Linked DNA regions of Mus musculus: region 1 is linked to region 2. A link is a contact called in ENCODE Hi-C or POLR2A ChIA-PET data. All regions are on one chromosome and are shown on one strand. The core of a region is the stretch at or near the end of the contact, and the rest is flanking DNA. Distances in the headings are between cores, read along the strand shown.

The links. A loop is a pair of places that touch in the nucleus more often than their neighbours do. ChIA-PET counts read pairs that join two places held with the same protein, here RNA polymerase II (POLR2A).
Region 1: a map of left cerebral cortex shows a loop between it and region 2 (2.0-fold over the local background). The contact joins the enhancer-like site here to the promoter of Rgmb in region 2. A Hi-C loop is called at or near these places in 1 of 37 maps with a recorded cell type or tissue (left cerebral cortex). POLR2A ChIA-PET finds 5 or more read pairs at or near these places in 1 of 5 experiments (embryonic stem cell).

Annotation. Positions count from the first base shown.
Region 1 is chr17:15,991,392-15,995,892 of GRCm38, reverse strand. No RefSeq gene overlaps it. Among named protein-coding and RNA genes, the nearest start is that of Gm41533, 86 kb to the right of the region's middle. Within about 2 kb of position 1,962, at least 1 of the 3 ENCODE cell types and tissues checked has a DNase peak (open chromatin) inside an H3K27ac peak, as active enhancers do.
Region 2 is chr17:15,828,745-15,833,035 of GRCm38, reverse strand. It overlaps Rgmb (repulsive guidance molecule family member B), which reads left to right and starts at 1,971. Exons shown (of 5, transcript NM_001372257.1): 1 at 1,971-2,415; 2 at 3,341-3,416. The coding sequence starts at 3,412.

The DNA of each region.
Region 1 (4,501 bases), core at 713-3,212, 160 kb before region 2:
ACAAATGTGGTTTTTTTTTCTGCAACTATGGGACCATACTAGACCAAAAAACAAAAAAACAAACAAACAAAAAAAAAACAAAAAAAACAAAAACAAAAAAAAACAAAAAAAACAAAAACAAAAAACTTTAATGATTTAGTTATGATCAAAGATTTTGAAATCACTTGTGTTTTCTGTGTACTCAAAAAGTGCTGATTCAGCAATCTGAGAAACTGAGTCAAAAGAAAAAAAAAAAAAAAGCCTGAATCAAACACTCCCAAACATTGGAATGGGAAGAATCAGAAAGCAAAATATGTGTAATGCAGCCCCGAAAAGTTTGACAGATGTAAGTTAAATCAGCTTTGTCTCTTCTGCCTTATTTCTTTATTTCTTCCCTCCCAAATTGTGCTAGTAGTTAATCAGTAAGTTCTACTTATTCAGCATAATATCAGTGGGAGCCTGTATAGGCCAGGTTCTTCTCAAAGTGTGGGACAGATACAAAGATGAATAATAAATTAACAAATAAATACGCAATCCCTGTCTTATGACTCACAGGAGAGATATCTATAAAAACAAAAGGCTCCGTAGTATGCTACTTGCAAGTTTTGACTTAAAATGTTGAGGGAACACAAGGAAGAAGCACTTGGTTTTCCTAAACCAGAACAAAGAGCTGACATGGAAGACCCTCTGAGTGAATATGGAGGAGTTTGCCAAGGAAAGAAAATGGTACATTTTTTTTAACGTTCTAAGGATGCTTACATTCAAACGTGACTTTAAATAATAACCCGCAATAGTAAGTATTGCTTTTCCTAGGCTGGGGCTTGCTCTACCACCTCCCTCAACCCACAATCCTTTCCAGCTCACTATAGATTTTTCTCTCCCTAACTTAAGTCTAAGATGTAAGGAGCCCTAGGAATAGCACATAATACTGCTGGAGGGAGGGCTCAGCAGTTAAGAGCTCTGGCTGCTCACTGAGAGAACCAAGCTCAAACCTTCCTTCTCCTGTGGCAGCTCACAACTGTGTATTGCCAGTCCTAGGGAATCTGATGTGACTTCTGACCTCCCTGGGCATCAGGTGCACACATGGTACACAGAGACACGTGTAGGCAAATACCCATAGACAGTGAACAAATATTGAATGAAAGAATGGGAGAAAGAAAGAAAGAAAGAAAGAAAGAGGAGAGAGAGAGGAGAGAGAGGGAGGGAGGGAAGAGAGAGAGAGGAGGAAGGGAGGGAGGGAGGGAGGGAGGGAGGGAGGGAGGGAGGGAGGGAGGGAGGGAGGGAGGGAAGGAAGGATGGAAGGAAGGAAGGAAGGAAGGAAGGAAGGAAGGAAGAAATATCACAGTAAAAAAGATGGATGACTTTGTAGTTGGAAACCCCAAACCAACCTAAAAATAATTAGTAGAAAGAAAAGTTGAAGAAGATAGAAACAGAGAGAAAACTAGTGATGAGGAAAATGCCCAAAAAAAAAAAAAAATGTATTAGTCCTAAAATAGTTCTATTGAACACGATTAAATTTGGGCCTCATGAGGTTACTGATTTGCAAGGGTTAACGATTGTGGGGGCACATTTCAGAATGAAGACCCTCCACAAATAAATGCCATGATTGTAAAGAGCTAGCTTCAGCCTGTAATGAATATGGCTCGCATTCTTCCCTGAGCCCTATGCAGCTGTGCTCTGGAGCTGCCCTGTCTAAAGCAGGCGGTCTGGGAAGATCTGAAAGAACGCAAGTGTGCACAGGGGTGTGACCTCTTCTAGCTCTGCTGCCTTGAAGAGAATTTCCTGTGCCAGCTCACCCATGGCCTGGGTTTCCTTTAGGATATCAAGCTCCAAGTTTACAGTTCCTATCAGGGAGTCTCTTTGTTTGAACAAAGCCTTATTTGTTAGGAAGTGTCACAGATCAGCATGTATCAGACGCAAGATTGAATGTCCCACAAGCACAAAGGCATGCAAAGCTATGCCAGGATACCAGCAATGGGGCTTTTCACCATGAGAAAACAGATGGTCAAAGTGAAAGGGGCCAGTCATTATGAAAAAGAAATTCTTCCAGCCAACCTCCCCCGCTCCTCCATTCACTCTGTCTCACTGACAGGGAAACATTTGATATGCTGCAACATCAGCTGATGTTTGTGTCCTTTTAATTAAACCAAGAGGTCTGCAATAGGGATGTCCTTGTCTTTGCAGAGAAGTGATTTCAGAAAGAAGATAATGGAACCTTTTTTTTCTCCAGGCTTGCAAGCAGTTTGTGCATAATTTGTCCTTTGCAAGAGCAATCAAAGATAACTGGTGCGCAATTGATTAAGGGCTTTGTGTCCTTTTAATTACTTGTTTCTACACACTGGTTTAGTGACATGCTGAAAGCAGATCTGTCTGAGTTCTATCTGAGCTGTGGAGTTTTCTTTTCCTTATATGGGTTAAGAGTAAAGCTATTAGTAAGCCTCCAACACATAGAACAGTCCTATCCGATAGAAAGAGATTGTGAATCTTGCCTTTTTTATATCCTTTCAATGGACTATTACATGTTTTTATAGAAAATAAGGTGAAAGATGCTGTGGCTTTACTTACTTATAGAAAAAGTCCACATTTTCAATAGTATGAAGTCTTCCTTAACCTGAAAGTAGAGCTCAGAAGATTTTTTAGTTTGGCTTATTTTTAATTACTATAGTGATCAAATACTTGTTTCGTTTCCAATAGCTATGATAAATGCCCTGACAGAACCAACTTAGGATGAAAGGGTTTATTTTAGCTTACAATCCTGGTCATATTATATCGTTGCGAGAAAGTTAAAGGGGCAGAAACTTGAAGAGGCCAGTCACATCTGCAGTCCAGCAGAGAGATGAGACCATACATGCTAGTACTCAGCTTGCCTGTTCCCGTCTTACGGAGTCCAGGACCCAGCTCATGAAATGATGCCCACATTCATGATGGTTCTTCCCACTTCAATTCATTTAACCAAGGTAGCCCACTACACACACACACACACACACACACACACACACACACACACACACGCCCACAGGCCAACCTGATCTAGACAAACCCTCATTGAGACTGCCTTCACAGGTGATCTAGATTGTATAAAGCTGACAATCTCCTTTGAGTACTGATCTGTAGACTTAAAGGCTAAATTCCTTTGAAACATCATTGGAAAACTAAATAGAATAATGCATAGACTGAGTTTTATTGTTTGCAGTGCATGTGCTGAAAAGCCTTTCAAAAAAATAAGTGTTTGAAAACGTTATGGAAAATGTTATGATTTTAAGTTCTCCACCTAAAATCTGAGAAAACAAAAGAGCATTGTAATTTAACTAACTAAAATTAACTAACTAAAATCTTTCTAGCACTATTTAATGACACTTACTTACTCCTAACTTTCATGCTCCAGAGAAAAAGAAAAGTTGAGATTTGAAATCTCAAAAGAAACCCATCTAACCATATAGAGACTATGTGGCTATGGCTGCTGACATAGGAAGTGAACAGAAAGCTTATAGTATAGGATCCCTAATCAGAACACTGGATCAAGGGGCCCAACCTCTGCTTCATCAAGCAATACACAAATGTTGATGAAACAGTGAACCCACCCCACCCCAAAGAAAAATCTGAGGGAAATGTCAGAGAGTAGACCCTCACTAACCTAGCACATTCTCAGAGTGATTTACAAATCACTTTGACCACAGCAGGAAACCTGGGCGAGCAGCAGTAAATAGTTACCTCTTTTGAAACATATGATCTTCTTGCAAAAGGCTTGTAGAAAGCCTTGGAAGAGTCAGAGTGAAAGCGACAGTTAGGAGCTCTAAATTACAAAGGAAGAAAGGTTCGTATTCAAAACCAAAAGGGGAGACCTCGTGTGTGTGTGTGTGTGTGTGTGTGTGTGTGTGTGTGTGTGTGTGTGTGTATGTGTGTGTGTAGCTTACACTGTGCTGAATCGTGCATGGGTCTACACTGAGGATAAAGGAAGCAGCATTACAGGACAGCTTCATGAGAATAGCACAGGAGAAAATCCAGGGCAGGACTGAAAAACAAAGGACTGTAGACAGGATCAGGCTGATCATGAAGAATTTTAATGCAGTATGTTGTTTGCTATCACAACTGTGAGTTGAGCTAAGACCTGGAGACTCTAAAAAGAATGAGTTTCTATCTATGCAAAACTTATCACCAATGAAGATGACAATCTGAGCATATAGAGCATCTCGAAGCTCCACAACTGTGCTATTGCAGTGGGTCTTTGTACACACACAAAGCAATGGTCCTGTTTATTTGGTAGGTGTACCCTATACTCCATATACTGTTAAAGAGGACATAACCAAGCCATCACTCACTCCTACATTATGCTCCTCCATGCTGTTTACTGGTGTTATTGGAGAGTCCTACTGTTAGCATTCTGTCTAAGCTCCACCCCACAGTTACCTGGCAAGGTCTTACCCACTTATAAATGGGGCTGCTTGCTCCCTCTTCCCTCTCTTGTTCTTCTCTTGCCCTTTCCTTCTTGCTCTGACTCTGTCCTCTTACCCCTTCCCCCCCC
Region 2 (4,291 bases), core at 722-3,221:
TGACAGTTACCAACTTTCTACAGTTTTCTTAATCAAAAATGGTCTAGGTAACCTGTAAAGAAGGATTAGAAAATTCAGATGATCTAAGAAAAGAAAGAAAGAAAGACAGACAGACTAGCACGTCATGAAATTTCAGCCTTTTTGTGCATTAATTTCAAAAACTCTACAAGGAAATAAGGCACAGATGACCACAGAGGGGACTAAAGCCCAAGCTTTCAAAGTGGGACAAAAAAAAAAAAAAAAAACGAGACTGTGGAAAAGTTAAATGTATCATTTAAATAAATACAAGCTGAGGCGATTTGCATAACAATTGGCATCCATTTTTGCATCGGCCAGTATTATGGAAAAGGGGATTGTGATGATTTGTGTCTGTGTTTATGTGAAGTCTAGCTAGCTGTGCAGAGGAGTGAAGAACTGGGCTGCATCAGAAGTCGCCTTCTGAGCTGACTCTCTGGATTTCCTTTGAACTCGTTTTCAACATTATGCTATGCAGCAGCTTGTCTTTGTGTTGGTAGAAGGAGAAGGAAAAACACAGGAGACTAGGCTTTAGTTTCTAAATTAAAGCTCTGCTGGGCTGATTGCTCAAGTGGCTTTTCAAAGGCAAAACAAGTGGGGACATTAAAATTCCTGTTTCTGTAGGACCACTAACTGAGCCCAACACCACCACCGCCACCTTTTGTTGTTGTTGTTGTTGTTGTTGTTGTTGTTGTTGTTCTCAATACCAAATAGAGCAGGTTCCAGTGTATCTTACAGACACCTTAAACGGACTCAAGGTATTTTTGTTTGGTTTGGTTTGGTTTGGTTTGGTTTGGTTTTCTCCCCAATTTGATTGGTATTTAGAGAAGATAACGGAAAATGAAATGCAAAAATCCAGACAGGGAATATGACGAGGGGTCTTTTGTTATTGAATTTCTGAACCTGGGAGTTCTGAGTCCTCAACCTTCCACATTTTTCTTGATAGTGAACCCAAGGTTCAGAAGTTAAACCCTCGAAGTCCCGCCCTTTTTTATACTACCCTATGCTGCCCCTACCGTTAGATGGAGAAACTGCAGGTAAAGGTTAGTGGAGAGAAGGCGATCTGGGGAGGATAAGGATTAACTAACTACCTGAGCCCAGATGCTTAGAGTTTTGTCTTAACTAAAGAAAACAAAACAAAACCGCACTCTTGTTCTAGAATGAGTGAGCTGCCGCTAACTATCTATGAAGCTCAAGAATCACCCTGGAGGTCTTTAATGATAAAATATTAAACTAAAAATAAGCCAGAAATTACAGGTTTATTTTTCACTAAACAGACAATTGAAATACATGGTACAAAAATAAGTGGTAAGATTATTGTAAATTGAAAAATGGACAGAATAAATATTCAATTTAATTTTCCATCTATGAGAATTTCACAATAAAATCATAATTTACTTTGTATTATTAAAAAAAAAAAAAAAAGAATCACCCTGGAGAACATAGCTCGATCTCCCCTCCCCCATCTCCTTCCACGGGATGCAAAGGACGTCGTCCTGAAACATTTCCTGAGCCAGTTCTTTTACAATACACTTTCTCATTTGGGTCTAAGGGGTTTCTTTCTACCCTTTCTCTCGACGTGAAGCCAAGTCATATTGGCACCTCAGGTGGACAGGAACGATAACCCTCTTGTGCTCGCACACGTCCAGAGGACCATCCCTGTCACCTCCTTCACAGTTACACGCAGTAGGAAGACCCTAGAGGATAGTTGGAGGGACGTGCTTTTGAGGGCACTGATGGACAGCTATAAAAAGCGAGGAGAAAAATCGAGGGGAGGGGGGTCTGTTGCCGTCGTGGCGGCGCGGAGTGCGAACACCGCACGCGTCCGGCTGACAACAGGCAGAGCCCGCAGCAGGACCGTGATGAGCCGGGTGGGTAAAGGCAGCGCTGCGGGCCCGGAGGGCGGCGCAGAGGGCGGCGCTGGCGGCGTGAAAGGCGCCTTTGTGCAAGCCGGTGTGTAGGACCGCGGGAGAGGAGAGAGCAGGACCTGGAAACGGGGAGAGGCGTACCACGCTCCCTGCCGTCGGGTCTCCAGCAGGACAGTAGGGTAGAGCGGTGGACTGGGGACCGGCGCTGCAGAGGTTGTCTGCCTCTGTGGCCGTGGGGCAGGGGTGGGAAGAGAACAGTTTGGAGGAAGTTGGGGAGAGGGACCTGTCTCCCCGCCCTCTCCGCCTAGGTGACAGAGAGGCCCCGCTGGCTGGCAGGGTGCAAGCACTGCCCCGGAGCTCACTCGGGAACCGGCATCTGGAGAGCGGCCCCCGGGTGGAGCCGCCCGCCTGCCGCCCACCTGGGGCAGAGTGGCGGGCGCGGCGTGGCCTCCCTCCTGCGCCCCGGCCGCGTGGCTTGCGGCTTATTTTCCCAGCTGGCAAGCGTCGCGCTGCAGACAAGGGAATGCCTGTGGTGAGTTGTTTATTTTGTTGAAGTTTGCGGTGGGCCCGGAGGACGGTGGGGGGGGGGCGAATAGCAGGCAGCGGCCGGGACTGTTTTGTTTAGGTCTTGGTCCACCTGTGTGGTATAAATCTGCCAGGCTCCGGGCTGTGGGGTCCAGGGTGAGAAAGCCCTGGCGTTCCAAAAGCTCCTGGCCACGTTTAATTTGCAATGCCTGGAACCGACTAGAGTCTAAGGAAGGCTGCTCCCCAACCCCCAGCTTTCCGTAGACGCTTCCCCTAAGGGACAGTCGCCTCCTATGACCTGGGAACAGCTGGCCACTGAAGTTTCCCCATTCCCTTCCCCATTCCTCGGGGGTAATGGAGCTGAAGCTTTAATGTGAGAGGAGCCCAAGAAAACAGAGACAAACTTATCGTGGGGGCGGGGGTGGTGTGAAGTTCGTTCAGGGGTGTTGGGTCGGACTGCTTCTACAAACTGGGATCCTGTGTTGGCCAATTTCCCAAACTAGACTGGTGAAAGGCTGGCTGGCTCCTGAGGGAGCCCATAGGAACCCCTGGGGCTGATGTTAGTACAGCCTCGGCTTCGTTTGCCTGGAAGAAAAGCCTAAATACATTAGTGAGAGGGTAAAGCTTTTAAGGCCTTCTTGGGAGTGAGTGGCTGGCTAATGAGAGGTTAATTTTGTTTCGAAGGGAAGGCTGTGCTGGTTTCCTGAGATAAATGGACAGGAAGCACATTACCTCCAAGCACTGGCAAGCGGCTCCCAAATGCTTTTTGCACCTGCCGCTTCTAGCCCTGAGAGCCAGAAGCGAGCCCTACTGGAGTCTGTTAGGGATCAAGGGGCCGGGGATGCAACCCCTTGCACTCTCCGTGGTCTCTCTCTCTTTCTCCAGGGGCTCAGCGCTCACACGGAGCCCTGGGGCTCTTCTCTTACACCTAGGTCCTGCGTGTTCCGGAGCTCGGGGGCATCCTGATCCCGCTGAGCCCCTTCCAGGTGCAGAAGGGTTAACAATGATGTAAGTACAAGCCAGGCGCTACATGCTGCTGGACTCTGGGCTATTCCAGCCCCTTATTTTCAAACACTGTGGAGCAACGAGCAGCAGGGGAGCCCTTACTCCGGAATGGGTTACACAAATAGCTTATTGCAGACTTCTCTGTCCTGGGTGAGCTGTTAAGCAGAGACCCTCATGTTAGGTTTCTGGGTTTGGAGATACAGTACCTGGGGAACAGTTAAGACACTATGTAAGGATTTGGGAAATGAAACTGCATCATGTTTAGAATCTATTAACGTTTCTGGCATCCGTTTTAATTACCCAATTGCATGCCCATGGTGTAGTATGCTTTGCTGGGTCTCTTAGATGCACTGTTCTGTTCTCACCACTCCTCGAAAACAAAGGGGAAGAGAGAAAGAATGCAGATGGCAAGACACAAGGTGGATTTGGGGGTTGCTCAAGTTTCCAGTCATCTCACTTTTTTTCCTAATTAAAATGTAAAACTTTTATAATCCTCACATTTGTTCTAGCTTCCTCCCTGGGTTTTTCTTTGTCCCGTCCCAAATTCTGCTTTAACCTGATGCATGGGAGCTTTGACGAGTGGCCACCCTATAACCAGCCATTCAACATGCTCTTGGTTTCCAAGCTGATTTCAAATCTTGCTAACTAACATCCAGATTCACCCCAGACTGTATCAATGAACCCGATGTCATGAAAATAGGAACCACCTTGTACTTTATTTTTAAAAAAAATAGCATTTTCCTCTAGCAGCTGAACACTTCGCTGTAATAAAAAGTGAATTGTTAGGCATACATGTCTTAAGCTTGTCAAATTTTACAACAGAGGTGCAGTAAAACACCTTAAAGATGATTCTCCTCCCCCACCACCACCACCCCAGT